Regions from separate parts of the Mus musculus genome. Here all the other regions are linked to region 2. A link is a loop called in an ENCODE intact Hi-C map of the cell type or tissue named here. Cell type or tissue: heart. All regions are shown on one strand.

The links. Peaks named below come from ENCODE experiments on the same cell type or tissue, not always from the same donor. Only the 100,000 strongest peaks of a DNase experiment are listed, where the experiment ranks them.
Region 1: it touches region 2 in a loop (3-fold over the local background); 16 of 42 quality-filtered maps call a loop at or near these places.
Region 3: it touches region 2 in a loop (2.6-fold over the local background); 14 of 42 quality-filtered maps call a loop at or near these places.

The regions. Positions count from the first base shown.
Region 1 is chr7:121,029,889-121,037,888 of GRCm38, forward strand. It overlaps Mettl9 (methyltransferase like 9), which reads left to right and starts at 4,557. Exons shown (of 5, transcript NM_021554.2): 1 at 4,557-5,087. The coding sequence starts at 4,923. In heart, a CTCF peak has its summit at 4,529; DNase peaks (open chromatin) are centred at 4,623 and 5,493; H3K4me3 peaks cover 3,150 bases; H3K27ac peaks cover 2,273 bases; H3K27me3 peaks cover 2,289 bases.
Region 2 is chr7:120,837,932-120,845,931 of GRCm38, forward strand. It overlaps Eef2k (eukaryotic elongation factor-2 kinase), which reads left to right and starts at 4,900. Exons shown (of 18, transcript NM_007908.4): 1 at 4,900-5,169. It overlaps Gm36449 (a long non-coding RNA gene), which reads right to left and starts at 5,580. Exons shown (of 2, transcript XR_378468.3): 1 at 4,668-5,580; 2 at 3,196-3,589. In heart, CTCF peaks have their summits at 4,873 and 5,077; DNase peaks (open chromatin) are centred at 4,890, 5,590 and 6,240; H3K4me3 peaks cover 2,923 bases; H3K27ac peaks cover 2,402 bases; H3K27me3 peaks cover 397 bases.
Region 3 is chr7:120,894,307-120,902,306 of GRCm38, forward strand. Eef2k (eukaryotic elongation factor-2 kinase) reads left to right here. Exons shown (of 18, transcript NM_007908.4): 16 at 878-1,002; 17 at 5,062-5,240. Among named protein-coding and RNA genes, the nearest start is that of Gm15774, 18 kb to the left of the region's middle. In heart, no CTCF peak of the experiment used is centred here; a DNase peak (open chromatin) is centred at 7,555; H3K27ac peaks cover 770 bases.

The DNA of each region.
Region 1 (8,000 bases), 190 kb after region 2:
TGTCATAGCTATTAATGTCAGGGGAATTCTTGCAACAAAGTCAGGGTGGTTTGTAGTCTTTGTCAGAATTTAGTGTGGGGTGGGGGCAGGAGAATTGCTAATCTTGTTATGGTTATTTCTCTGAGAACAGCTAATATTGTTTTGGTAGCTGCAGGCTTAATCATTTTGACTGCTAAAACTAGGTTTTTACATTTGTTTAGTCAGCCAGCTTCCTTATCTGGCTCTGCACTTGGCCTGCTAGTACAGTTTGGAAAGTCCTTTTTGAAGGGGGAAGTTACTGGGTGGTCTTGAATTTAATTTGGATATTACAGACTTTAGTGCAGGCATACATTTTTTGCAACCTAGTTTTAATAAGAGTTCAACCTCTCCTCTAGCCCACCACCCAGCAGAGGCAGTGGAAGAGAAAAGTTATTGGGATACCAGGGAATTGGATCTGTTCAACAATGGTTCTTTGGAGGTGAGCTCGATCTTCTTCCTCAGCAGTTCAGTCCTGTAGTAAACATCAAATACGACTCAGCAGCTGCAGACCCATCTTCTAGGCAGGCAGAACTAGCACTAGGCAGTTCTAGCACATGAGAACTGGCAGCCACAGACCAATACTTTTGGCAAGGAGACAACAGGCATGAACCAGCAGCTGTAGTTCAATCCCGAAGAAACCGCCAGACTCACCAACAGGCCAGAGGCAGAGCCCCAAAAGTGGCAAGCTACTGCAAGAACCTCACAAGCAGTTCTTTGGTGAGTTTCTCTCAATGGCATTGTCACCACAAGTTGAGCTCAACAATGCTATGTAGTTAGCAAAGAATAGTGAGGCAGAGCAAACCAAACCAATGCTCAGTGCTAGTCTTCCACTGTCAGTGAGGTCCATATTTATACTCCTTCATCATGCGTCCATTTACATGTCTGCTCCAGCAAAACATCCTTTCACCTGTGTCTGCTTCAGGAAAACATTATTCCACATGTCTGCTTTAGCAAGGCATCCTTTCACTTGTGTGCCCCAGCAAAACATCATTTGACATAACCAACTTTCTGAAGAAACTAGAAGGTTCCACTTCACCTTAGGGAGATAATTAAGATCCAGATCATAAACTGGGTGGTGGTGGTACACCTTTAATCCCAGCACTCTGGAAGCAGAGGCAGGTAGATCTCTGAATTCTAGGGCAGCCTGGTCTACAGACTGAATTCAGGACAGCCAGGGCTATACAGAGAAACCCTGTTTAGAAAAGCAAAAAAATGAAACAAAAGTTCTGAAACAAATAATTTGCTAATCTTAGTTTTTAGAGGCGTTTAAAACCACATGGTTTTTGTTTTTGTTTTTAGATAGGATTTGTCTCATTTAATTTAATACACATTTAATATGTTGGGCCAAACATACCTTTTTCTGAAGGTGTACCAAAAATTAAGAAGCTTAAAAACATTTGTCTATGGGCTGAAGAAATGTGTCTGTGGGTAAAGTGACCCTCTGCTTTTGATGAGTTTAGATTCCCAGCATTGGTGGTATGGTAGAGAATGTATGTAACCTTACCGTGTGTGTGTGTGTGAGTGTGTGTGTAAAACCCTACTGTGGGAGTGTGGCAGATCATTGGAACTTGCTGATCAGCCACCTCATCTGTGCTGGGTTCAGTGACAGACCATGTCTTAAAAAAAAAATTATGGATTATGATGGGGGAATGTAGCCATTCTTTTGGCTACTTTGTGAGTTTCTCTTCTACCCTTTCAACTTCCTAACAGTAGATATGAAAGAAGAAAGGAGAGAGGGGAAAAGATGATGCTATCATTAGACTACCTCTAGCTGATCAGGGGCATCAGGGCCCTTGGGACAAGTTTGATCTTTGCTGTCAGGATATTTAATTTCTTGTTGTTATTGTTTCTTCTTTGTGCATGCTAATTAACAAACTGCAACCAACAGCAACCAACCCAACAACTCATTTATTAGGGCTCAAGCATTTATATACCCTCTGAAGAGTCTTCAGAACTCCAAATGTCTCACAGTCACAGAAACTATCTGCAGCTGGCAAAACAGTGCCCCTGCTAGAGCATGAGGCAAATCATAGCTGCTATGGACAATCTGAAACAGCCCCACATCCCACACATGGGTTTAAAACAAAACATATTCTCATAATATTTATGTTTTTTTAAATAGAAACCAAAATTCTTACTATAGGGGAGGACACCCGAAGTCAATCTCTTTCACACATACATACATACACACCCACATGCATGTATATACAAAAAAACTGGAGAAAAACATTAAATTACAGGAGTCCTTTTAGACTATTAGCTCCACAAGGAGGCTACAATGGTTTTAAGTCTTCTGCAAATCCATGCCTCTAGCTTTCTGTGGTTTTTCTTCACATTGTACTGTGAAGTTGAAAAGCAAATCTCAAGTTAGGAGTGGCAGCACATTCTTGTGATCCCTGTGTTTGTGAGGCATAGTCAGGATGATTGTGAGTTCAAGGCCAGCTTAGCCTGTATAACAAGGACTGATGAAAAGGAAAGGAGGGTTAAAGAGAGGAGAAGAAAGGGGAGGGGGAGGTAAGGGAAGAGTTAGGGGAAGTTGCTTAAGAAACAAGCTGCTTGCCTGCATGACCCAGCCACAATTTCTGGTAATAGAACAGAAACCCAGGCTAGACACTCAGGGTCAGCAGGCACAAGGATAGCAGGTATGTGACTCTTGAGTGTTAATACCTACATTTCAAAGCCACATTGGAAAGGATATTGCCTCATCTTTGGCTTTCTGTATTAGGGGTGTCTCTTGCTATTCCCATCATGGATAACTGAGGTTTTAATGTACAGTAGTGACATCCTAGTAGCAGGCCTGAGGGCAATCTGAACTTCTGCTTAGTATATTTACTCTTGCAGCTTTCCTTCCTCCTGATTTGTAATTCAGGAAGCTGAGAGGAGAGACAGCAAGGCTTCTTGGATGGATCGAAAAGCCAGGAGCTGGGATACCACCCTCTATAAAAAGGTTTGCTATCATATTTGCTTCTTCATTTGCTTATGCTGTGCTTTGCTTTCTTCCTGTGCTTCCTAAATGTAAATCACACTTACACAAGTAGTTTGTGATTATAGAGTAGTTTGAATGTGAGGGTAATTTATTTTTTTAGGTGAGCTGCTCAGGCATAAAGCAAAATTTGGTAGGTGTCTTAGCTGTCAAGTTCACCCCAAATTCTTCAGATCCTATCAGATGTATCTTTGCTTCTTGTTTAGAGGATACATTTAGGATTGAAGTCTTGGAGCTGTGGTTAAGCAAGCTTAATCTTAGGACACAGTTTTCTGTATCCTTTGTCTTTAGAAATGAAATATGCCCGTTTATGCACTCTTGTTGTATCTCCTCTTTACTTAAAAAGGTGAAGACTCTGGTTTGATACAGAAGAGCTTTATTGGAACTCAAAGAGGGGACATAATACAGTCATTTACATTCACTATTATAGCTTCTTTTAAGTATGTTGGACCAGTACTTCTAGAAAGTTGAGCTCAATTTAGTAAGGTATAGTCTTGGGTTTAACACCCAACTTGGAGAGATGTCAGGGAATATACCAGAATGAGAGAAGACAAAGTATTTTGTTATATTCTATGCACATTAGGTAACAAAATATTCTTATTAACGAAAGATGGTAAATAGATACTTTAACACCTAAGGAGTTTGTGATAAGGAATGCCATTTCTCATCCAGGGGTCATTATTTCATAAACGGAAATCTCTTCAGTGTAGTGTGATGAAATTAACGTAAAGATAAATTTGTTTTATAATTAATTTAAAATTAATGTACAGAATCTGTCGCTGTCAAATGAAAAGCATATTCTAACAAACCTAGGAAGGTGTGAGTAGCTGGGCTAGGAAATATGCTGTAGCTTAGTAGCAACAGTTGAGACACAACGACATCTCATGACCCTCATTTTAGAAACATTGGGCTTCTTCCTGCTATAAATGATCTAAGAAATATCTGGCTAAATCTCCCCAGACCGAGCACATTTTAAGAATGTCTGGTCCAACTTCTATCAGCTTGAGAAAACATGGCAGCCAGGACTAACTTGCAAGGAAACATGGCAGCCAGGACTAACTTGTGGCCTTCGTTGTCCAGCAGATGCTATTTTCCATCACATTTCGTTGAGTGCTCCAGGAGCAACAGTTTCCAACAAAGGCAGAGCTTTCACTCATGAGGGCTTCACTAGACCTGTGACAGCCGCTTCTCAGGCTTGGGAACACCGGGACTGGGAGTGGCGGTGGGATTCTTTCCCCCTCGATTCTCTGCTTTGCAGCTATCGGGTGGCTTTTGGAGTTGGGAGTCAGGTTCGCTGACCCCAGATGGAAATTATTAAATAGACGGTCAAGACTGTAGCAAGAAGGGCAGCGCGGGTCTATCGAATAAACCTGGGTCTGTGTCAATGGGAACAATTAGGTCAAAGGTGTAATCGAGGGGCCCACAGGGTAGTTACTAAGGCAAGACAAGCCCGGAAGTCCTGCAGACCCCTCCTCGGAGGGGCCAGACTCTAGTAGCCCCTTTAGGAAGTCTCCCCCGGATCTTCCGCCATTATGAGTCCAGGCGGCGCCACGGAGGACGTGCACGCCCTCTCTCCCAACTCCCGGGCCTCCCGGTCTCCGCTCATTGGGCAGGGAGGACGCCCCTCCTGCGTTTGTACGTGCACCGGGTGGAAACACGACCTGGAGTCGTTGGCGTTCCGGGCTGGGAAGGGCCGCGGGGGACGTGAGAAGGCCGCGCGCCTGCCGCTCCTCCCCCGCCCCCCCTCCCGCGCCATCTCCCCCTCCCTCTGCCTCGGCCCCGAAGGGGGCTGCACGGGCGACTTGGCGGCGATGGCTCGAGCTCCGGCGGCGACGACGGTGGCCGGAGGCGGCGGCTCCTCCTCCTCCTCCTCCTGGGCTTGGGCCCGGCGGTGATCCGAGCTGGCGGCCGCGGCCCCCCGATGAGACTGTTGGCGGGCTGGCTGTGCCTGAGCCTGGCGTCCGTGTGGCTGGCGCGGAGGATGTGGACGCTGCGGAGCCCGCTCTCCCGCTCCCTGTACGTGAACATGACTAGCGGCCCCGGCGGGCCAGCGGCGGCCGCGGGCGGCGGGAAGGACACGCACCAGGTACTGGGCCGCAGCCCTGCGGAGCGGGGGCGTGGCGCGGCGCGGCGGGGCGCTCGGCCTTCCCGCGCTCGGCCGGGCCATTGTGCGGGGCGGCGCGCTCGGGCCTCGGCCCCGGCCTCTCACAAACTTTTCCCGGCCCGGGCGCTGGCCCCACGGCGCCTTTTGTTCGGCGGCGCGGGCGGGGGACAGCCTTTGCTGCCTGGCTCCCCGGGCCCCAGCGTGGGCGCCCCGAAGCCCCGCATTGTTCCCAGGCCGGCGGCGGCGTCCGCGTCCGCCCTCAGGACCCGAGCAACTTTGGGTAGGGCCACCCAACTGGCACTGGGGCCTGAGCAGAAAACTGCCCCAGCTCTCACCCAGCCAGCCTTCCTCTACCCCCCCGAGGGACAAAACCGAAAGCCGGTCTCTTTTTGTCTGGCCGAATCTCTGGATATACAAAGGGTTCTAAAGACATTAAACTGGGCCTCGTGAACATTTCGGCTGACATTTCCCCGAAGCACTTAAAAAAATGTGTTTGACAGGTCTGGGCTCCCAGCCTAGGAACTCTCCTCCCCCTCTGCCTATGAGACGTGTCCTTTCAACTTGGGTTTAGTGAGCTGACCAGAGAGGTTGGGATGAGGAGGAAGATGATGCAAGCTTTAAACGGAGAGGTTTAAAAAATCTGAACTGTTCAGCAGTGAATTCTTGTAGCTAATGAATGGATTGTGAGCCGTGGGGGTTCTACCGGTTGGATGGGGTTGGATGGTCTTTTCATTAGCTATTTGTACCACTTAAAGAAACATGCATGGGTCAGCTGTTGAATTAAGAGGGAGGTAGTTTGCATTTGACCGTAAGTAGTTTGTGGTTAACCTTGCAGTCACAGAAGAGAAGCCTTTGAATTTAGACAAACTTTGCGCTTTTTCTAAAAGCCTGAGTTTAGTATGTCTTGCTTTTACAGAGAGATGTAAGGAATGATTCCTTGTGTTATTTGGACCTCACCTTTTTATGTATAACAGCATTAAGATTTTATTTGCTATTAACTGGATTGTGTTGTTTTTTTTATGGTGTTGGGATGGAACCCAGGTCCTGGAAACTGTTCTACCCTGATCAATACTCAGACCTCATTTTCTATTTTGGAAGGAATCCTCGATTTTCATTATTTAAATTTACTAGTGATTGTGGCGTTTTAGATGCCCTTTTATGTAGTATTGTTAGGAGTGCGATAAACTTAGTATAACATCTTAAATTGTATAACCATGCTTATTGTCACAGACTATGTTATGCTGGCTCAGTGTCATAGAGACAACTCTGAGGTATACACTGTTAATTAAGTAGGATCAGAATGCCTCATGCCCGTGTGGAACAAGGACTTGGAAATGCTGTGTTTAACAAGCAGTGGATAGAAAAAACGATTATTCCCTATGATGAGGAATTGCGGTTGAGTCTCCCAGTTGTCGGTATTTATGATAACACTTGGGATTACTGCAGAGGCTTGATTTAGGTGCTCATAGAAATTGTGCTTATGGGATGGCTCAGTAGTTAAGAGACTGTGCTCAGTCAGCTCAGACAGCTACAGCTCAGACAGCTCACAACTCTGTAATCCCAGCTCTTGCAGGATTGGATAGCTCTGGACTTCTTCAGCACATGAGCGTGTGCAGGCGCGCACACACACATGTACACACACACTATATATATTGTGACTGTAGAGCCCAGGAAGAATGATGGCAGAGGACACTATCTCAGTGCTTCTCAGCAGAGGGCATTTTCTAACTGCATACATTCATTTATTTCTGTGGTGCTGAAGATCAAACTCAGGCCTTGTAAATGCTGGGCAAGTACTGTACCACTAAGCCTCATCCATAGTCAGTTTGTCTGTATGTCTGTCTGTCAGTCCATTTGTCTATATGTAATTTTGAGACAGGGCTTTGTAGCTCTGACTGGCCTAGTACTCCTATGTAGTTCAGACTGACTTTGAACTCAAAGCAGTCTTTCTGCCTCAGTTTCCAGCATACTAGGATTACAGGTGTTCCATGACCATGCGTGGCTTGTTCTTTGTTTGCTTGTTTGTTTTTCTCTGTGTAGCCCTGGTTGTCCTGGAACTCAATCTGTAGATGAGGCTGATACTGAACTCAGAAATCTGCCTGCCTCTGCCTCTTGTGTGCTAGGATTAAAGGCATGTGCCACCTGGCTACCCTTAGTTTTTTGAGATAGGGTCTGTGTAACTCAGGATGGCCTCAGATTCAGAGTCCTTCTACGTCGGCCTCCTGAGTACCAGGATTGTTTTAAGTGTATATCACTATACTCTGCCAGACAGTATTTTTGAGGTGAATAAATTTGTTATGAAAATAAATATCTGTGAGTAAAGATGAAAATGACCAGGATGAAAGAAGTGTGTGCCTAGAGGCCGCCATGAACTAATGCAGGGTGGAAGACTGTCTTTTCTGCACTCCTGGCGGGTATATGGTTTATTTCTTTTATATTTCAGAATCCTGGTTTGCTACATAACTTTCTTGCTTGTGAAGTAGCTTTAATGGCTTCCCCTCTTCAAATTAATAGTTTTATAGAGGCTTTCTGGTGTTCATTTGGGTGTGTGGGTTCCAAGGCCAGCCGCATCTGGTTCTTTTGGAGTTTCATGAAAGAATTAAGGGCTAAACCATACTTAACCCAGGTTTTCTTGGTAGTGTTTTATGAAGGATTTATGGTGCAGGGTTCTTTGGTTAAGAGAAAGATCTGGGGTAACATTTACTCATTAAAAATTGCTATGTAGTAGTTAGAGCTAGAGATCAAGGCTTATCTTGGAAACTAAGTACCTTGGTCCAGTGTACTAGCTTCAGAACTGAGTTAAGCTTTACCTTGGTAAGAAACAAGGGCCAAACTAGTCTCACTGAGTTGAGTAGCCTTTGAAATAAGCATAGTCTCAATGTTTTTACATGGTTA
Region 2 (8,000 bases):
GCTGGGGTCATAGGCAGTTGTAAGCTACCTGATGTGGATGGAGGAAGTGAACTATGATTTTCTGCAAGAACGGCATCTGCTCCTAACCAGTGAGTGAGTCATTCAAAGATCAAACCTGGCAATCCAGGGCAGGCACCGCGAGGATGCCCATCCCAGGGACCTGAGCAATCCTTTGCCGCCTATACCTCAAGATCGTCACCAAGGTTCTATGGGATCCTGTGAATATCTTCTCTACCCTTGCCCATGAAGGGACTTGATAAGCCTCTACCAGGAGAAAACAAATGATAGTTTCTTAGTTACCCAATGCCATATCTTCAGGACTGAGGACAAAATTGACCAAAAGAATACTGATTGGAAAAAAACAAAAACAAAAACGGTTTTTCTTCTTTTAAGTGTCTGTCTGTGTGTGTGTGTGTGTGTGTGTGTGTGTGTGTGTATGCACTGGAGTGCTAGAGATCAAGATCAGGGTCTCCTACAGATTAAACACACTATTGATCTACGCGATAAGCTATAACACACGTGCCCTGATGTTTTATTCTTGGTGAAGGTCACATGATCTGAATTCCATTGCCATTTGAACTCAAAGGCAGAGGCAAACACTTCTGCCCAGACCTGCCCATCCTAAGAGCTAATAGAATTATTGTCTGGACATGGGCAGGCCCTGGCCTGCCCTCCTGGAAGATCACCCTTTTCTGCAGTCACAGGAAGGACACGGAGTTCTCTTTATGTAGGCTGTCTCCCCAGAATAACTCTGAGCATACACACACACACACACACACACACACACACACACACACACACACACAGAGCCCTAATTTAGTACAAGCCAGAGTTTATTCCACACTTCCTAGGCCTGATGATACAAAAACAGGCCTCGGAGAAGAGCACAACTGTTTTTCAAGGTGTTCAGGACCTGCTTGCTTCCAACCCCAGAGAGGCAAAGATTTCCATTTGCTCCCACCCAGCCTCTCTCCAGCAGCCTTGTCTGCTGGCTGGCCTCCCCCATGCCTGCTGACCATGCTTCTCTGGTGATTTATGCCTGCGTGACACAGCAAGGGCAAATCAAATGCAAACCCAGCCAATGCCAGGGAAGGGTGGGGAGGCCTCAAAAGCCAGGGCAACCAGGCTGTGTTTAGTTTTTGGGTTTTCTGTTTCTAAGTGACATTTAACTGTAACTGTCATAAAAGTAACCAGTGTTCCCTAGTGAAACGGGAGCAAAGAAAGAAAAATGCAGAGATAGAGCCATTGTTCATGTCCCTACTTCATAAATCTGCCTCCCCTTCTACATAAAGGAAGTGGGTTCTATGTTTGAATGGTACCACAAGTGTGCCCATACATTTTTAAATGCCCAATCCTATGTGTAAAATTGAAAGAAAAAAGTCTTCCTTTACCAGTGAGGCCCACCGCATTAAAAGCAAACAAACAAAAAAAAACCAACAAAAACAGAACAAAACTAAACTGGTCTGGATTCTTCCAGATCTTTTCCTATTCAAACATATAGGCAAATAAAGCTAGACGCCTCACTCTCAGAACACCCTAAGATAGGAGAAGAGTAATTTCATGGATTCTGCTAGTCTTTATAAAAACTGTCCTGGGGTAGAGAGGTGGTTCAGCTGGTGAGAACACTTGTAGCTCTCAAAAAGGACCCAGGTTCAGTTCTCAGGACCCATGTAGCGGTTCAAAACTGGAAACCTCCAGTTCCAGGAGACCCAGACCCGACATCCTCTTCTGACCTCCACAGGCAACATGTATGTGTGTGGTACACGCAGACAAAACACTCATGAAGTAAATTATCTTTAAAACAAACAACAAAAAAACTGCTCTAGCCATGCAGCCCAGGCTGGTCTTGAACTAGCAATCCTGCTTCAGCCTTTTTTTTTTTTCTTTAAACTTATTTATTCTTTTTTTGTATATTTTGGATATTTTCTACATAGTGAGCCAGCCACTTTTAAATTTTTGTCTGGATGTATGTCTGTGTACCACAGCAGATGCTTGGTGTCAGCAGAGGCCAGAATAGGACATCAGAGCCACTGGAGCTGGAGCCACAGCTGTCACCAACCATGTGGGTGCTGGGAAACTGATCTTGTGGAGGAGCAGCCAGTGTCCTCAAAGGCTAAGCGATCTCTCAGCCCTCGGCCTGAGTTCTAAAATTACAGGCATGTGCCACCCCATCCAGCCCCATACATAGCTGGGTTTGCTGTTGTATTTTAAATGTGGGCACCTATTCTAATTTCTTTTTTAAATTACAGCAATTTATTTTGTGTATGTGCATGTATGTATGTTGAGGCTGGACAATATCCTGCAGGAATTAGTTATCTCCTGCTACGTGAGTCCCAGAGATGGACTCGGGATTATGTGTCAGGCTTGGCAAATGGCTTTACCTCCTGAGCCATCTTATCAACACCTCCAATTTCTTTTGCATGGTGCATAATCTCTTTACCCTTAGGCATATAGCTGAGAGTGGAATCGCTAGGTTCTATAGGAGCATCTGACGGGTACCGGAAAACATACTCAGTGTCATTATCTATTTGGAAAGTAGACACTGAAAATATGGATCTAGCTGGGAGTGGTGGTACAGCTCCCTGTGCTGTGGGGCTGATCTTCCAGAAGGGCAGGCCAGGTGGGGCACACATCCTTCGAGCTGTCATGCTGGGCAGCTCCAGGACAAAGCACTCGTCTTTCTGAGTTCATGTGGCAACATGGGATCTTAATCAAGAAAATCAAACTTGTCTGGTGTGGTGGTGCATGCCTGTAGTCCCAGCACTTGAGAGGCAGAAGCACTGGTCTGCACAGTGAGTTTCCACAACAGTCAGAGCTGTGTAGAAAGATCCTGTCTCTTAAAAAGAAAGGGGATGGGGGGGGGGAATCAAATGTTTTGCGGGGAATGTTCATGCTGACAACAGTCTGAAGTCCTGACTTCCCCTGGGAGAGCAGGTTTACTGCTCTCAAACACCAAAGAGCCTACAGGACACAAGAGATCTGCATAGACCCAGATCTGGGCTAAACCATGCCTCTGTATAACCTTGGAAAAGCCACTTTCCTAGCCTGTTCCGTGTGCTAAGTGGAGGACAGTTAGGAAGGTTGTGAGGAATGGTATGAGGAGTACTCTCGCCTGTGTGCAAGGTCCTTTTGTTACCAGTAACACACTACTACAGACCGTCAGATGCTGTGATAAGACCCATGACCAAAAGCAACCTGAGGAGGAAAGGGTTTATTTCAGCTTACAGCACACAGTCAGTCCATGAAAGGGGCATTTGACCCAGACATAAGGATTGGGACCCACAGGTTGAGAACCACTGGCTGAGACTTAAGCACACTGGCTGTGCTTCAAGAAGGCCTGGTTTTAATTCCCAGCACACACATGGCAACTCACAACTGTAATCCCAGTTCTGGACAACCAGACACTCTTAGACAGACATGCAGACAAAGCGCCCATACACATAAAATAAGTAATTTTTAAAAGGTGGATTTTTGGCTCATGGTTCTGGAAGTACAAAGTGTAGAGGATGTTTCTGGTGTTTTTGCTGGTACAACTTCAAGGTGGTTCAGGTCTTCAGGTCTTTAATCTGAAAGCCCAGGCCAGACAAGCCTGTGGCAGAATAGATATTATGGTGTTTCTCCTGTCAGTAAGTCTATTAACAGTTGCTTTATTAAATGAAATAGATCACACCCTTTCCTAACTGTGTCCCTGGGCAAGATACATTCTTTATAAGTCTCAGTCCTATGATCTGTACAATACAGCTAGTCGTGCCTGCATACCTTATATAGCTGACTGCAGCTGGATGGACAAATAGCTCAAAATGTGCAACTGTTTAGATTTTTACTCTAAAGTATACGGTGAGATATGACCTCAAAGTACACATGCCTGCCTCCACTGGTTTTCAGTCTTTACATCTTCCAAGGGCTACCTTCCTTCCATGCACTGCACCAGATTTGAGTTTTGAGAAAGGGCTTCACCATGTAGCCCAGGCTGGCCTTGCTTTTCTGGGGACTGCAGAGGTCTACCACCATGCCCAAGTTCCCACCCATTAAGCACTATGTGCCAGGCCCTAGGCTCAGAGTTAGGAATACTGTGATTTTTCCCTCCAGAGAGTCCAGGAAGGCTTGACAAAGATTTTTCTTTTTTGTTTTTGTTAAGACAAAGTTTCTCTGTGTAACAGCTCTGGCTGTACTGGAACTCCCTCTGTAGACCAGGCTGGCCTTGAACTCACAAAGATCCTTCTGTGTCTGCCTCCTGAGTGCTGGGATTTGCCACCACCGCCCGGCCCTGATAAAGTTATTAATTAAAAATTATAGAAATAGTTGGAATTGTCAGGTAGGCCGAACTGTATAAATTTAAACCGAATATATGTTTATATACAAATATTAAATTTAAACAAAAATATATAGGTTATATATTAAATATTTACATATACGTGTATAATTTTCTATACTTATATTTATAAATTTATATGTAAATATTAAATACATATGTGCTTACCATGAATTTGGATTCTTTATGAGTTTTTAACACAATTTTTGTTGTTTTGCCCCCTCCTGCTCCTTCGTTACCCCTCCCTCTCTTGAAAGTGTTAAATTTCTTCAAAATTATGTCATGAAATCCTTAAGATTTCCCTTTTTTTTTTTTTTTTTGAGACAGGTTTTCTCAGTGCAGCCCTGGAACTCACTGTGTAGACGACCAGGCTGGCCTTGAACTCAGAAATCCGCCCGCAGTCTGTCTTCCAAGTGCTGGGGTTAAGGGTATGCGCCACCAGACACACAGCATGAAATCTAACGTTAGACCCAGGTGTCTAGGAAGCGTTCAACAGGCGGGGGAGCCAGAAGACAACACGGCGGCTGCATGGAGGTGATGGCCACCCGGGGACGGCCACGTGAGCCCGGGCGTGCGCCCCGTGCGTCAGTCCCGCCCCAGCCCTGGTCCCAGCCTCCAGCCTCCAGCTCCAACCCCAGCGGCAGCAGCCCCAACTCCAGCCCGTGCTCGGCTCCAGCGCTCCGACGTCTTCAGGCGCCCCACTGCGGCTGCGGGCCTGGCTCTCTGTCGCCTGCGCTTTGTACCGGGGATTCTCCTCCCTCCCTGCACCCTGGAGCGCCCGGCCGCCAGCCTTTGCCAGCTCCTTGGGATCCTTGCGGCCGTGGGCAGCAGCTGTCGCGCCTGCCACACTGTGGGAGGTAGGTGACGGGAAGATGGGGAGCCCGCGCGTCCCGCTGCAGCAGCCCCCCGAAAGGCCACTGGGGCGCTTCTCTGGTTGCAGAGCTTCCCCCGAGGCTCAGTGTTTGCGTCTGTAAGGAAGGAAAGAAAGACGTTGGCAAGCGGTGAGCGCAGTTCTGGTTGCACCAGGCAGCGCACGCGGGCCTCCGCCCGGGTCTCCTCTGTGCCTCGGCGAGCCCGCCTGTCCCCCTGAAACGCCCAAGTAACATTTCCCCTCGCCGGGTTCCCCACACTAGAGGCCTATGCGGGCCTCAGTTCTCGGAACCTCGAGGTCTGAGCTGCATACGCCCTTGCAGCATTGTTGGTTGAGGGAGTTGGGGTGTTGGCAGGCGTTGGAGACTTGTGCGCCAAGGGGCTGAGCATTCGTATGCAGTTGGTGGCGCGGGGGCGGGGACCTCCTGGGTGAGCCCTGGGCCAAAACTAGCTAGTGTCGGCTAAGGGGATTGCGGGAAACCTGCCCAGCTGCGCCCTGTGTGTGACTGATCGCGTGCGTTTCGGAAGAGTGAGATCTGACTTGGGAATTCTCCTTGGGGGAGTATTTCTGCGTCCTCCGCGATGAGGCGCTCCCTGGCTTGGGACCACTGAACAGATATTACGGAGGAGAAAGCCGAGGTCCAGAGTGGACCCCAGATCCTCAGAGGCCAGGTAGGGAATGTAGAGTAAGTAAACAAGGATTGTGAGTGTAGGGGTTAAGAGTGAAGTTTTGGGAAGACTTCCCGGGGAAGGTGCTGTTTGCTCTGTGAGGAGGACGAAGCCAGTGGAGGGAGTGGGTCCAGGCCGTGTTCAAACCCCGACCTTAGACAGCTAGCTCTTCACCCCTCTCTGCTGCGGCAACAGTTCCTGGGAAAGGAAGGCTAGCGGGGAGCGACTCCTTTGTTCCAAAGAACTGGGTTCTTTTGAGAGTCTGAGCGCGTTAGGCGTGACTTTCCTGAATGGCTCATGCCACGCTGTTTCACAAACATAGTATTTTCAAACCTTTTACCCTGCACTGATCAGACTCGCCCCAAGAGATCTTGTCATCCACAGCTGGCAGCTGTTAATTCCCCCCTGGGAACGGCCTGTAGGAACCTAGGGGTGCACGGCAGGATCGAGTTGTTTTTAGGGTTCCTTCTCTACCTTAATTTCTATTGTGAAGGAGAAAAACTTCAGGATCAGGCACAGCAACCAAGTAGCAACAGCCTTTAGGAAGGCTTTAGTTGGTGAGAGAGGCAGCTGCAGGAATCAGTTACCTCCAAGTCCCAGGGTGCCACCGGGTCTACACCTGGGATGATCCTGGGTTTGAGCCTTAAAAGCTTGTTGGATGAGGGCCTGTGGGGGGGTGGGGGAGCATGGCCGGCTCAGAGGGTGAGAACACTTACCTCTGAAGTGAAAGGGGAAAGAGCTGTAAGATCATGGGGACTCGGTTGCCCTGGCTGAGTGGCTCACCCGTGCCACACCATCTCCTGGGCATCCAGTGTGCTCTTCTGACTTCCACAGTCACCTTCGTGTTCACACACACACACACACACACACACACACCAAATTAAAGAGTATCTGACTAAACTCTTGCAACCAGGGTCTACAGGTACAGACTACAAGGCTTCGGAGAAAGAAAAGGGTTGAGTCAGTCGCTGCAGTACGGTAACATTTCACAGGCTGAAGAGTCAGAGGTGAGTGAGTGAGTGCGGGGCTGTGGTTCTATCAACAGCTGCCCCCTGCATGGCTTGCTTGCCGGCCTCCGATTGCTGGACCACACTGGAGTTTCCTTGAGGAGCTCTGCGGGGAGGTGCCCAATTTGCATTTCTAAGAAATTCTCAGGGGAGGTTCCTAGCTGCTCCTGGGTGTTCTAGTTAAGGAAATAGAGACTACTGTTAGGCAAGTCACTGAAGTCCTCCGTTCCTCAGCTTTCTCCCCAGTAGAAAGAAGCAAATAGCACCTGCCTCCTGGGAATGGAAGGCAGCTCCGAAGGAGGGGCTGTGTCAATAGATGTGAAGGAGGACAAGTTGGCAATAGATTGAGTAAGGAGAATAGCTTGAGACAGGTGACTGAGGGAAGGCACAGTGTCCTGCGATCCTGGGTCAGGTGATGGAGCCCCTGTCCTTTCTGAAGCTCAGAGAAGGTGCTCTGTGATGCTGTGGAAATGTCATCAGCCCGCCCTGGTCAAGGTGTGAAAAGTGAGCCGATGAGTGGGCCGATGAGTGGGCCGATGAGTGGGCCGATGAGTGGGCCGATGAGTGGGCCCGGTCGTGGTGCAGAGTTATTTGGGCCACAGTTCATATGCCTAAATGCAATCACGTGGTCTCACTAAGTTGCGGGAGATGCTGGGAGACACGGTCTCTGGCTGGGCCAGTAGAGGCTGCTCTAGATAGCACCCAGCTTGTCTATGATGCCCTGAGCACTGGACTCATTTCTCAGTTTCTTTGGAATGAAAAACCAGCACTGGGGATGTGGCCTGATAGCATGCTTGCCAAATAGGCACAAAACCCTGGGTTTCACCTCAGCACTTCATAAACCATGCCCCCTATCCCAGAACTAGGGAGGAAAGAAGCAAGACAGTCAGAAGTTCAAGGTCACTGCCTCGACATAGGGAACTGGAGGCCAGCCTGCCTATGAAAGACCCTGTCTCAAAAGAAAAGCAAAAAACACAGATAAGCCCATAAGTAAAGCTTAAGAATCTAGCAGTGCTGGAGCAGTGCACATCTCTAATCCCAGCACTTGGGAGGCAGAGGCAGGCAGATCCATGAGTTGGGGCCAGCCTGGTCTATATAGCTAGTTCCAGGACAGCCAGGGCTACACAGAGAAACCCTCTCTT
Region 3 (8,000 bases), 56 kb after region 2:
ATGCACGTGTGCACACGATGTCGTCACAGCAACGTTGCTTTCTCCCATCAGTGGATGAGGGGAATAAAGACAATGGGATGATGGAATAACGTTTGATCGGGAGAAAGAATGAAGTTCAGTCGTGCTGCAACCTATGTGGCAGGAACCAGACACAAAGACCACATGTTGTTATATCATTTTAGTCCACTTCATGTATATGACACATCCAGAGTCCACGGAGACAGAAAGTGGACCAGTCATTGCCTCAGGCTGGGATATTATAGACAGAAGGGTTTAGGGAAAGCTTGTGAGTTGTGGGATATGGTATTTCTTTTTTAAACTGGTAAGGTGTTCTGAAGTTGGGCCAGCAAGACGGCTCAGTGGGTAAAGGCACTTGTCACAACCCCTTGAGTTCAATCCCTGGGGCCTGTGGAAGGAGAGAACCAACTCCCACAAAGCTGTCTTCTGACCTTCACACGTGCATCGTGACACATGCACACTCATGCACAGTAAATAAATAAGTAAACATGATAAACATGTAGGGTTTTGTTTTGTTTTAAGACAGAGTGTCTCTGTATAGCCCCAACTGTCCTGGAACTCTTTCTTGTATACCAGACTGGTCTCAAACTCAGAGATCTCCTGCCTCAGCCTCCCTAGTGCTGGAATTAAGTGACGTGTACCTTCACACCCTGGCTAAAATTTCGTTTCTTAAATCCATGGTGGAGATAGCTGAACAAGTCTATCAGTATACCAAAAGCCATGGACATGTTCTATGGCCATCTCAGCCCAGAACTCTTACAACTTAAAAAATTGGAGATTGACAAGGGAGCCCTTTACACACACACACACACACACACACACATACACATTTGATGTTTGTGCCTTTGCTTTTTGACAGGAGACAGAGGAGAACAAGACAAAAGGCTTTGATTACTTACTGAAGGCGGCAGAAGCTGGTGACAGGCATTCCATGATTTTAGTGGCCCGAGCTTTTGACACTGGCCTGAACCTCAGCCCAGACAGGTATTGTGACTGTCTCCTGATGATGTTGGGGGTAATCTGGGCCACTAGAGATGCTTTTCCTTTCATTCAGGATGGACATGAGTTCTAGCTCTGTCTGTTACCAATCTAGTGGCCTTCAACAAGTTACTTAACTTCCCTGGCCTGTTTTTTCGTTTGGTGAAATAGGAGTAATGATAGCATCTATCGCTAGATGATCCCATGAAGGTCAAATACCTTCCTTGCAGTGCCTGACAGAGAAAGTATGCGATAGATGGCAGCTATTTTGCCAGGATCTATAAAGATTTGCTTTGGGGAAAAAATCAGAAATACTATGCAGTTCAGTATGATTGTCTATAGAGAATAGAGTTTGGGGTGGTTTTTGACTGCCTTTTTCCGCTCTTGTTTGTAAAAGTTTAGGGCTTTTCTACACCCACCTTTGCTCTAAAATAATGACCTGGAGACCGAGTATATTTATTAATAAGTATTTTGTACTATAGCTGGGCAGGGTTCACATCTGTTCTAACCATACTATGCTGCCTACTACCTAGCCATGTGTCCTGTCACCTGATCCCTTAGTCCTTGGCTGCTCCTGCTCTATTCATGTCCTCATGGAAATTCTCCTGGAAACCTCCGGGGATCCTTTCACTGGGATCAGAAGTCCTGCCTCCTCCTTTCCTGTCCAGCTATTGGCTGATCAACTCTTTATTAACCGATCAGAGGTGATGGAGAAGAAACAGTCTTTGCACAACACTGAGACAGGAGATGCTTGGCAATACCAGCGTCAGGATTGCAACCAGATCTCTGGGCACAGAAATCAGCATCTAAATACAGAGGGCACAAAACCGTCTCTCAACACTTGCTTTGATTGTGTTCTTATGATGGAGCATGGCAGATTATATCTAGGCATGGCAGTACACTAGCACTGAGTTCTATCACAGTCTGATGTGTATTTCCCATCTAAGAGGAGTGAGACGGAAGGAGGAAGCTCCGGGTACATTTCCCTAGTGGTTTTGAGGCTCTTGAAGGCACCAGCAAAACAACTGTCAGTATTCCTTTTGCAACCTTAAGGCTGAAATGCGGGGGCTGGTTTCTGCAGTGTGAAGAGTGGAAGGTGTCTGGCTTCCTCTTGGTTCCTTGGTGTGGCATGAAAGATTGTTGAATCCAAAAACAGAAATCAGTGATAGAATTGATATCATAAGCCAGGTGTGGTGGCGCATGCCTTTAGTCCCAGCACCAGCACTCGGGAGGCAGAGGCAGGTGGATTTCTGAGTTCAAGGCCAGCCTGGTCTACAAAGTGAGTTCTAGGACAGCCAGGGCTATACAGAGAAACCAAAAAAAAAAAAAAAAAAGAATTGATCTCCTAATGGGAACCATTGCTGGTTCTCTATGGATCTCACAGAAGCCTGGCTTTTCAGGAGCCTTCTGAGGTTTTCTAGAAGGAAACGAGAAGGAAACATACTTTTTCTGTATGCCCATGTTGTGATAGCTTAGCAGGAACCGTCTCTGGAGTCGAGAATCCATCTCCCATGCAGGAGAGATAGCTTAGTCAGTAGATTGTTTGCCTTGGACATGAGGAGTTAAGTTTGATCCCCTAGAACACATTCAGAAAACACTAAATGGAAATTGGTGGATCGCTGAGTTTCTTTACAAGATTCAGGTCAGTGATAGACCCTGTTTCAAAAGGAAAACAAAACAAAACAAAACACCAAGGTGGAGAACACCTGAGGAAGGACACTCATTTGTCACACACACACACACACACACACACACACACACACACACAGAGGACTTTTTCTCTACTGGGTTCCAAAGAAAAATCATGTCTGTGGCTATTCCATATCAAGCTCTTAGAGTCAAAAACTTTGGCGTGTGACATCTGGCCTCCCTGTGCCAGGTGTCTGCAGCAACAAGTGCTCTTGGAGGGCACTTTGAGAGGGTGATCCAATGTCACCGATGTGTCACCGAGAACTCCCTCACGCCTCTGCTTGATGCAGAGTGCAGGGCTCGGCTCACTGCTTCTCGGGAGGAGTTGCACACGCATGACAGGTTATGGGTTTTGTGGATGACTAAACTGTTCTGAGAAATGAAGAGACTTGCCTGAAGTCACCTACATGCTGAGTATTCAACTTTATGTCAAAGACTAAGTAGAGCCAAGGTTAGCTCCTAGACATCAACCTTGCCAGCTGAATGCTTACATCTATTTAGTCAACACTCCTTCATGGAGTCTTTGCTCCTGGCCAGGCCCGGGAAGCACAGCAGTAAACGACACACATGGCTCTTTCCTTCTTAAGGCTCATATTCTGGTGAAATAAGGCCACAAAGCCAGAGACAAGGGACTGATGGCCAGTCATTGTTCTAGGAAACTAAGTGTTTGCAGACAAACGCTGTTCTCAGAAGGGGTGGTTTAGTTGGAAGGATGCAAAGTCAGGTATGGACAGAGCTAGAGGAAAGATGTTCCAGGTTGGAGACAACAAAGGTTCAGGGGCAGGCAGGTGCTGGCTTGGGCTTGGGAGGATTGCAGCTCTGGCATGGAAGGGGGTAAGCTGGCATAGAGTAGATGGTGGAGGAAGCCAAGGCCAGGCAGTCAGGATGAAAGTCACCAAGAGCCGCTGTTCTTGGCACACTTCGGGATGCTCTAGCCCTTCTGTCGGACTTTCTCTCTGGCCTTTGGCAATGCACAGTAAATAATCCCTCAGACGGGTGACACCCAAAGAGAAGCAGCCAGCTGCTGTGTTAGCTCTGTGGTTTGTATTGTGAAGCTCTGGCTCGGACGGACCTAGGTGCCCCCTTGGCGGTTTGGCTTATGTGTGTTTCTGTAGATTAAGGAGCTGGAGATCCAGTAAGGCAGTTTCCATGTGCAGTGGAGAACAGGGCCAGCTGGCACAGGCACAGGCAGAGCCTAGGGGGCGCAGAGCCTTGTGGGGCTGGCTGACTGTGGTGGTAGATCCTGTAGTCCTAGTCCTTGGTAGGCTGAAGCAAAAGCACGGCTCTCACAGGCAAGGCCAGCCTACATAGCAGACCTTGTTACCAAATAAAGAAACAGGGGTCTGGTTTATTTCTCTTAGTTCAGATGGTTCTAGATCTGCAGCTCTCAGCCTGTGGGTCACAACCCCTTTGGGGTCAAATGACTTTTTCACAGGGGTTGCCTAAGACCATCAGAAAACACAGATATTTACATTACAATTCATAACAGCAAAATTACGGTTATGAAGTAGCAACAAAAGTAATTTTATGGTTGGGAATCATGACAACATGAGGAACTGTATTAAAGGGTCACAGAAGTAGGAAGGTTGAGAAACACTGTTCCAGAGGCTTCGGCATTGTCCCTTTCTGCCACTTGGGTAAGGGGAAGCGTAGCAGGGACACTCTCCCTGCAACGTCTAGGCCATGGGGTACTTAGGTACAGTCCTAGATCGATGTTCCTCTCCCCCAAGGTATTCTCCTTCCATTGGTGAAAGAGCTGTGGTACTGAACCAGCTTTGTTAAGGGAAGATCCCTTAAAAATATAAGGGAAGATCCCTTAAAAACTGAGGCCAGGTGGTCGTGGCACATGCCTTTAATGCCAGCACTCAGGAGGCAGAGGCAGGTAGATCTCTGAATTTAATGCCAGCCTGGTCTATGGAGCAAATTCTAGGACTACCAGGGCTACACAGAGAAACCCTGTCTTGAAAAACCCAAGAGAAGGGAAGGAAGGAAGAAACTGGGGTTGGAGAGTTTACCCAGAGGTTAAGAGCACTTACTGTTATTCCAGAGGACTGGAATTTGGTTCCCAGCACACAATAGGATGTTCACAACCACATGTAACTCTACCCCCCCACTCCCCCCACCCCCGTGTACACTCGGGGACACATAAATCCAATTTAAAAAAAAACAAACATAAACATAAAAAGTCTACAGTGTGAAGGTGTGTCACTTAGATGTGGTGGCCTTTGGTACTATAGTTTGTAGCTCAGAGGTGGTGGTCCCCCTGGGATCCCAGGCTTGCCCTTCTCCCAGGTTTGCCCCTCCAGCTCAGTGGTCCTCTGCCTTCCTACCCCATCGCCATGGTAATATCCTTCTCCCCTCCTGTCTCCTGGCAAGGTGTCAAGACTGGTCGGAAGCCTTGCACTGGTACAACACAGCCCTGGAGACAACAGACTGCGATGAAGGCGGGGAGTACGATGGGATACAGGACGAGCCCCAGTACGCACTGCTGGCCAGGGAGGCGGAGATGCTGCTCACCGGGGGATTTGGACTGGACAAGAACCCCCAAAGATCAGGTGAGGCCCACAGACCTTCCCTGGGGCAGGATAGGGCTGGTGAAGGTCTATAGTTCTCATCCCACTGGGATTAGGACAGGTTACCAGATATGTCACTTCCACAGTAGGGGACTCTATGGACCTGGTATGTAGATGAACATTTTAATTTTACTTTGTCATATTTTATTTTATATATGAGTGTTTACCTACCCATGTGTGCCTGGTACCCTCAGAGGCCAGAAAAGAGTTGGATCCCCTGGAACTGGAGTTACCAGGCAGTTGAGAGCTGCCGTGGGTGCTGGGAATCAAACCTGGGTTCTCTGCAAGAGCAGCAGATGCTCTAACTGCTGAGCCATCTCTCCAGCCCTGATTTTTTTTTTCCTTGAGTCGGTGTGGCTGTATAGGCTTAGCTGGCCTGGAGTTCATTGTATAAATCAGGCTGGCCAGAGATTCACCTGCCTTCTGAGTGAACAGTATGCCTAGCAAGGTTTGCTCCATTGTTTTATCACGTGGCAGTGAGGTGGAGGGGGCAGAGAGAGACCTACCTGAGGAGGCCAAAAGAAACTGTGTGACCCTGTGGAGCTGGAGCTATAGGCAGTTGGGAGCTTCCTAGCGTGAGTGCTAGGAACTCAACTCTGGTCCCCTGCTACTAACTTCTGAACCAGTCTCCCAGCTCCTTTTTAAACCTTAATTCTTTGTTTCCTTATTCATTCATTCATTCATTCATTCATTCAGAGATGGAGTCTCATGTAGGCCAGTGGACCTCAAACTCACTGTGTAGCTGAGAATGACCTTGGATCCTTTTGACTGCTCCTCCCATATGCGTGAGGACCTGAATTTGAATACCAAAGCCCACGTAAAAACAAGATGTAAGCCAGGCATTGGTGGTACTCGACTTTAATCTTAGCACTACGGAGTCCCCCTGGTGTGCAAAGAGGATTCCAGGACAGCCAAAGCTTCCCAGAGAAGCCCTGTTTTGGGGACTGGTTGGGGGAGAGCAGGATGTGGTATTTATATCTGTTATCCCAGCCTTGGCCTGGCAAAGACAAGTGGATCTGAGGGCTTGCTGGCCAGCCAGTGTAGCTGATTTAGCAAGCTCCAGGTTCAATGGCGGGGGGGGGGGGGGGGGGGGGGGAGCAGGGGGGGGGAGCCCCTGCCTCAAAAAAAAATAAGGAGACAACAAAAAGTAGGGGAGGAGGGGTCTGAGGTCATGTTGGCAACCTAAGTTTGATATCAGAACCCATGTAAGGTGGGAGGGGAGAAGTGACTGACTCCACAGAATTGGCCTCTGACCTCACACCTATACCATGGCACGTGCACCCCCCAAAACTTGAAAAAAAAATAGGGCGGGCCAGAGAATGGTGGCACATGTACTCGGGAGGCAGAGGCAGGTTAATGAATTCGAGGCCAGCCTGGTCTACAGAGTGAGTTCCAGGACAGCCAGGACTACACAGAGAAACCCTGTCTCAAAAAGCCAAAAAAGAAAGAAAAAAAAGAAAAGAAAAGAAAAGAAAGAGAAAAAAAAGGCGGGGGTTGCGGGGGGGGGGGCAGACAAAAGCATCCCAGGTCAAATTATTTGTATATAAATTAAATAAGAATACAGTCAGTCCTCCCAATCACAGGTTTTACATCCACAAAGAGACTATCCTTACTTCTTTTGTGTGTTTCTTTTGTGTGGTGCATGTACACACCACAGCACATGTGTGAAAACCAGAAGGTACCGTGGGTGAGCCAGTTCTTTCTTTCTACCATGTGTGTGAGCCAGTTCTTTCTTTCTACCATGTGTGTGAGCCAGTTCTTTCTTTCTACCATGTGTGTGAGTCAGTTCTTTCTTTCTATCATGTGGGTCCTAGTGATCAACATGAGGTTGCCAGGCTCGGCAGGAAGTGCCTTTACCTGATGAACCCTCTCACCGGCCTCTCCCAAAGATGGATTTTTTTTAAATTGCACCTGCAAAGCTCGTTGCAATGGTGCACACCTGTAAACCCAGCCCTGAGGAGGCTGATGAAGGAGATTCCAAGTTCCAGGCCAGTGTGGGCTACATAGACCCTGTCCCCAAAAAGGAAAAACTATGTGCATCTGTAGCTGGTTAGACATAGACTTTTCCTGCTACTCTTCTCTGTATTTGTCACATTTCCATCGCTGTGATAGGCTGTCCTGACAAAAACAACTTAAAGAAGAAAGGACTGATTTTGGTTTATGCATCCAGGGGGGATTTCGGCTTACAGTCCATCGTGGTGGGAAGCTTGGATCAAGAGCCGGAGACTGTCCCAGTAGTTGGGAAGCAAGATGATCCCGTGTCCTCTACACAGGAAGCAGAGAGGGAAAACAGGAAGTGAGGCAGGCCGTAAAACCTCATAGCTGACATACTTCCCCCTGTAAGGCTCCTAAATGCTCTGTACCCTTCCCAGAGACCATCACCAGCTGAGGACCGGCACTCAAGCTGTGAGCCCCTGGGGCACGTTCCATTCAAGCCACATCATTCCCTAGAGAGCACAGCACATCTCCGTGTGTGGCACCTGCATTGTGTGTGGCTGTCCAAGTAATCTAGAGATGATTAAAGCAAAGAGGAGAGGAATGCATAGGCCATATGTAAATAGGACACACTCTCTGATGCGAGCAGATTTTTCTCTGCTTCATGGATCCTGGAAACACCCTCACCCCCTCCATGAAGGGCAATTATATATTAGAATTTATGGACAGGTTTTGCAATTTTAAAAATGAGGCTGAAAATTTCATAATATTTCATCTCCCTTCACTATTATCAAACAATGCAACCTC